Linked DNA regions of Homo sapiens: region 1 is linked to region 2. A link is a contact called in ENCODE Hi-C or POLR2A ChIA-PET data. All regions are on one chromosome and are shown on one strand. Each heading gives the region's core, a stretch centred on a gene start or an enhancer-like site at or near the end of the contact. The rest is flanking DNA. Distances are from core to core; before and after follow the strand shown. Region 1 holds the start of EXOSC9 (exosome component 9). Region 2 holds the start of TRPC3 (transient receptor potential cation channel subfamily C member 3).

Evidence for each region. Hi-C counts contacts between places; a loop is a spot of excess contacts on that map. ChIA-PET counts read pairs that join two places held with the same protein, here RNA polymerase II (POLR2A). Pooled maps may share reads with other maps.
Region 1: a loop to region 2 is called in a map of CD4-positive, alpha-beta memory T cell, with 8 times the contacts of the local background. The contact joins the promoter of EXOSC9 here to the promoter of TRPC3 in region 2. A Hi-C loop is called at or near these places in 1 of 168 maps with a recorded cell type or tissue (CD4-positive, alpha-beta memory T cell) and 9 of 50 pooled maps. POLR2A ChIA-PET finds 5 or more read pairs at or near these places in 1 of 52 experiments (activated CD4-positive, alpha-beta T cell).

What each region holds. Positions count from the first base shown.
Region 1 is chr4:121,799,856-121,802,813 of GRCh38, forward strand. It overlaps EXOSC9 (exosome component 9), which reads left to right and starts at 1,468. Exons shown (of 12, transcript NM_005033.3): 1 at 1,468-1,635; 2 at 1,972-2,066; 3 at 2,819-2,938. The coding sequence starts at 1,570. RefSeq lists enhancers at 657-1,460, 1,269-1,538.
Region 2 is chr4:121,950,526-121,953,328 of GRCh38, forward strand. It overlaps TRPC3 (transient receptor potential cation channel subfamily C member 3), which reads right to left and starts at 1,535. Exons shown (of 12, transcript NM_001130698.2): 1 at 941-1,535. The coding sequence starts at 1,155. LOC102724158 (a long non-coding RNA gene) reads left to right here and starts at 457. Exons shown (of 3, transcript XR_427598.4): 1 at 457-544. RefSeq lists a silencer at 1,126-1,395.

The DNA.
Region 1 (2,958 bases), core at 218-2,717, 150 kb before region 2:
CCCTGTAATCCCCTTGCCGATTTTGAAAATTAATCATTTCTGTCCACTTTCCTCCTTCTTCACAATTTCTCTCTCCAGACCATGTGGAGCTCATCTCATCTCAGTTTTTGCATATGTTACTCTTTCTGCTTGAAACACTTTTCCTCTCCAGATGGCATCAAGGGTGCTCCTGCTCAACACCAAAGATTTACTTTACTTTAATGTCACCGCTACAAAGTCACCTGTTCCTGCAACTACCCCTATTAAGATAGCATTCCTATTCTCAGAGAGCACTTAACACTGTATGAAATTGTTCTATTTGTTTAGGGTTTTTTGCCTTTTCCAAAAAGAATATAAATTCCTTGAAAGGATCTTGTCTACCCTGTTTCTCCAGCACTTAAATTATTCTTGGACAGAGTAGGCCCTCTTCAAGTATTTATTGAGTACATGGATTGCAAGTGGTACAAAGTGAGACTAAAATGTATCACTGGTAGAAAAAACTTGTGAGAAGCTACCAAAGAAGCCAGAGAAAGACTGCGTAGGAGTTACAGTGCCTACCACCTCTAAAGCAAAAGGAAACAAAATAATAATATGCAAACACTTAAATAGTGCTTATTCCATGCCAGGCACTGTTCTAAACATTTTATGTATATATTAACTCATTTTTATTCCTCAGAATAAATAGGTTTCTCACTTCCCCTGCTTTGTTTTTGTTTTTGTTTTTTTTTTGCCGGTGAGTAATGTGAAGCACACAGGTTAACTTGCCCAGGGTTATAGTAGTTAATGATAGCCTTAAAATTTGAACCCTGGCAGTGAACACTTTTTAAAACTACTATTTGATACTGCCTCTCCAAAAAAGCTGAGTGGTTGGCAGCATGGCCCCGCTAAGGCTTCTCTGTGACCGTAAAAAAAAGTCTATCGACTTAAAATAACTGGAGAGGGGATAAGAAATAAACGGTGCATTTACTTTCAGTCCACAGTAGTAGTAACATCGTTAGTTACTACGTGCGAACATTCTCCATTCTCATCAACTTCTCAGATCCCACAAGATTTCACCTTTGGCCACAAAAACATCCCATTTCACCAATTTATCTTTCTCCCCCAACCCTTATGCCGCCTCATTCCAGTGTTTGTTCATTTAATCTGCTCCAAATCCTGCATCTGCGGCTTTCCAGGGACCAATGTCAACTCATCTGTGAAATTGCAGAAGTACATGTCTAGTCTCCACCCCGTGAGAGGACTGAGCAAAGGGTGAAGTGTGCGAGCGGTCTACTGATAATAATTTCTATCACTCTCATGGTTATTTTAAGTATCCTTTTCTCCTCTGCACTTTATGAGAAAAGAAACGGAACTTCACGTTCAGAAACGGCCTCCCAAAGCCGCAATGGCTTCTCGCAGCTCGCTGGCCTTCCCCAATCACGCTTTGAGTCTGCGCAGTAGCTGCAGCCCAAGCCATTTCCCATTTTTCCGCCGCCGCGCCTTGATGACGTAATTTTCCTGCGCCTCGGGGCGAGCAGCGGCGCGCAAGGAAAGATCGGGTTCCGTTTTTCCCGCGGATTCTGGTGCCTGTGGGGCCGGTGACCCAACACCATGAAGGAAACGCCACTCTCAAACTGCGAACGCCGCTTCCTACTCCGTGCCATCGAAGAGAAGAAGGTATGGTTTGGTGCCCGCAGAATTGCGCGCTGCGTGGGCGCTCGGGTCTCAAGGTGTGGACTGATACCTGGCCCGCCTGGGCCCGGGGAGCTACTAGGGGAACGACCGGCACGTTCACCCCATCCCTCAGGCTTTATTTATTTTTTTTCGACAGGTTCTTTTCAAGGCTCCAGTCACCGCAGCAGTTGTCCATGCTGTAGTTTCCACTTTCCTGTATGGGCGGGCTGGTTAGGATTCCACTTTCCCCCAAGTGCTTAGCCCAGGGCCAGACAAAAAGTAGTTGCTTAAGAAATACTTGTTGAAGGAATAAATTAATGAATGAATTTGTGCTTACAGCGGCTGGATGGCAGACAAACCTATGATTATAGGAACATCAGGATCTCATTTGGAACAGATTACGGATGCTGCATTGTGGAACTTGGAAAAACAAGGTAACAGGATTTAAATGAGATACACATTCGGAAGGGAGAAGTTTGAAAAAAGACCTTATTGACTTGGTTGTTTATAAAGCAGCTAAGAAGTCTGGACAGTATTCTTTGTTTAGCTGACAAAAATAAGTATTTTTTTATGCGAGATTTTTTGCTTTTGTGGTCACACTTGAACTTTTTAATCATAAACGTATTTTCTGTCACGTATCACATAGTTCTTTTCTGACTTCTATAAATCGTATAGACAACTAGTAGTGATCATATGGAATTTGTTTCTCACACTAATATAGAGATCTTGAGCATCTTGTCATTAAGTGTACATCCTGCTTTCTTTTTCCTGAGTGACATGAAAATTAGGTTTTCAGATATTCATTTGAAAGTTGTGAGGCTATTTGGTCACATAATGGTGGTGAACTATGCCATGTGAAAACCTTTAAGAAATCTCAGGTTTTCATGCCATCTTGTATCAATAAATACTTGCTTTAGAGGTAAAGGTCACTGATTTTTAAAACAATCTGTGGAATAGTAAACATTGTAATAAGAAGAGAGGTGTTTTTTCTGTCGTGTTTTTAGTTGTACCAATTTATGTTTTATTTCTGTGTATATTATACTTTACATATAATTTTTATCTCCTATGATTTATTTGGCTGAGTATGATATTACTCACATTAAGATTGAAACTTGTTATCTGTTTCAGTTTTTTGTTTTGGAAGGAGAGTCTATTTGGTTAATACTTTGTAACTTTATCTTTGCAGAGTTCTTGGACAGGTTTCCTGTGAACTTGTGTCTCCAAAACTCAATCGGGCAACAGAAGGTATTCTTTTTTTTAACCTTGAACTCTCTCAGATGGCCGCTCCAGCTTTCGAACCTGGCAGGTATTTAAATCTTTTTCTTA
Region 2 (2,803 bases), core at 285-2,784:
CAGAGCATCTCACCCTGTGAAACCGATCACCCTCTTTTTATCTTCTCTGCGTCTCGCACTGATTAAAAGCTGTCTCCAAGATTGGAAATTAAGAAAAGTTGCTCTTTCTCATGCATTAGCGCGCCGACCGCTCCTTCGTTTAGAAAGAGAGAGAGGGAAAGAAAGAAAGAGAAAAAGAGAGCCCGCGCGCCGGGGCGCGAGCCGCTGACCCTGCACCGCCTGGGAACCGCAGTCAAAGTTATCACTAAAGCGGTTCCCCGGCTGCCCGATGCCCACTCTCTCCCTCAGGGGACCCTATAGGGCTTCGGTTCCAGTTTTACCCCAAATGTGACTGAACCACAGAGAGACGAGGCGCCTGGGCAAACCTTCAACCCACACCCTGTATCGCACTGTCCCCTCCCTACTCCCCACTTCTCTGCCCCCGCCCCCGACGTCCCAGAGCGTCGGAGGGGACCCAAGTCCACGCTGGGACGCCCGGGAGGAGTTCAGGGTTCAAGTGCGCGCCTGGGTCTGTGCACATCTTCCCCTTCCTCGGCCTCCCTGGGTAAGCTCGGGACCCCGGGGTCCGTCTTCCAAGGGGTGCCCAGCCCTGGCAGCAGTCGTGCGAGCTCCTCGGCTCTAATACAGGGAGTGGCTGCTCGCCAGGATGCTTGTCTGAAGTCAGTGTGCCCGCCTGCGGGCTGTTCCGTGTGCTTGAGCCTGGACAGAGCCCCTGCCACGCACTCGGCAGCCCCTGTGTCCCTCCACCGCGCGGGACCGAGGGGGCGAGCCTCCGGCCGAGGTCTGTCCCCTCCAAATCACTCCAAATCGAACTGCCTGGCCGTACCATGTGGGTCTCGGAGGTCCCGGGCTCGACGTGGAGCCGCCCGGCGCGCGCCTTCCCGCCCCCCGCCCGGCACCGCCCTCCGAGGCGCGGGCCGCGGCCGGGCCCGGTACTCACAGGTCCGGCCCGTGGGAGAAGGGCGGCGGGCAGTAGCCGTGCGGCTCCCGCTGCGAGGGCGCCGAGCGCGGCTCCAGCCCCCCGTTGACGCCCCTCCAGCCCCGGCGGCGGCGCTGCGGCTCCGCGCCCTCGTCCTCGCCCTCGTCTTCCTCCTCCTCCGGCGCCGGGAAGGTCACCCTTGCTTGTTCTTTGCACTTCCTGACCTTGGTGGACATCGCGCCGGCTGCGGTCCGAGTGTGGGGGTGCCGGCTGCCGGCCTCCTCCGCCTTCGCGGCAGTGCAGTCTTCCCGCGGCGCCCCTTCACCACCTCCCGCGGCTTCCGGGGCCCCGGGCGGCCCAGGGCGGGAAGGCAGGAGCGGAGAGCGTCGCGGCCCGCGATCCAGCAGTTAGAGGCTAGCGCCGAAGCCGAGCTGCCGCCGCCCACCATCAAACCGTGGGAGCAGCTGCCGCGGCCGTGGCTGCGACGAGGAAGCCCGGGGCCGAGCGGGGCTCTGGTGCTGGGAGAGGCTCTCCAGCCCCGCGGCGGCGGCGATGCCTCCTCGGCGCCCGTCTCCTGTCTCCGACAGCATCACTTGCTAGGACAGCATCGTTACTCAGGGAGAAGGAGAGGGAGGGCGGGAGGGGGAAGAGGAGGGGGAGAATCAATTCCTTATCAGACAGAGCTGGAGAGGAAATCAGACAGACCGCAGGTGGGGAGTAAAGAAAGAGAAACTTCCCCTCCCCACTCTCTTTCTCTTCCAGAGGATCTAGGGCCCTTTTTGCATCTACAGAAACAAGTTTCCTAAGGAAGGGAAAAGGAAATCCACTGGCTTGTTAATTTTCCTGCAGCCAACTCTCCAAATTTGTCTCAAAAAGCATCACTTGTTCGTTGGGTTACTCCCGGTAAGACTTGGTTGAACCTACGGAGGTTTAAGTACCTTCCCCTGAGTGCCTTCGTACTCCATCCAGCCTGGTAATGTTTTAAACGTGCATGATGCTTCAGTTCTTTTAATGACTCTCAAAGGCGTCTAATAAGATTTATATACTTTCCAAGGAAGATTTTTCAGCGAAATGCAGTCTTCTTTTTAAAACACACTCACAAAAATTGCATTTTAGAATTCAAGACCAGTCATTCTTTTGGGAGGAAAGAGGTACAGAATCTTAGCAGGAATCTTAGGGATCAAGGAGTCTCTTGGTCCTTTTAAATAAGAAACCCTTGGCCTAGAGAGACTGAAAAAGGTACTCATGATAGGTGGGTAGTGAGAAAACTTAGATTAGATCCAGAAGAGTGTGTTCTTCCAGACTTTCCCTTGCTTCAAATAGACGGCTTTCTAGCAAGTCCAACTAGGAAAAATCACAAAAATACTGGACACGCTCTGATGAGATAAAATTTATTTAACTGTATCCAATTATACTGTACTTTTTAGAGGAACAATTCTTCCCAAATTTAAGCAAAACACAAGAAAATGTAGCTCCTTTGAATTTAATTCTTAAAAAGTAAATAAAATATTGTGTATTAAATTGGCAAGTCTATATGTTGAAAGAAGCAATAGCATTTATACATCTAATATAGGAAAAACAAAAACAAGTAAATATTGTATAGTGCTTTATGTTTGGAAGTGCTTTTCAGTTGTTAGTACATATGCAAGTGTTAACGGTTTCACAATGTAGGTTAGCAGACCTATTCAGTTTCACCTCTGGAATATCTCTAAAGCAGGACTGCCCTTCTCCACCCGGTACCACCGCCTCAATTCAGGCTCCCCTGCTTCTCCCTGCTATCCAGCCTTTCTGCAGCCCACCTCTCCCCATACTGTTTCATTCTTTGTACTACTGGAAAGACCATGCTTAAAGCAAAGTCTGATCACGACTTTTCTCTATAAAAAT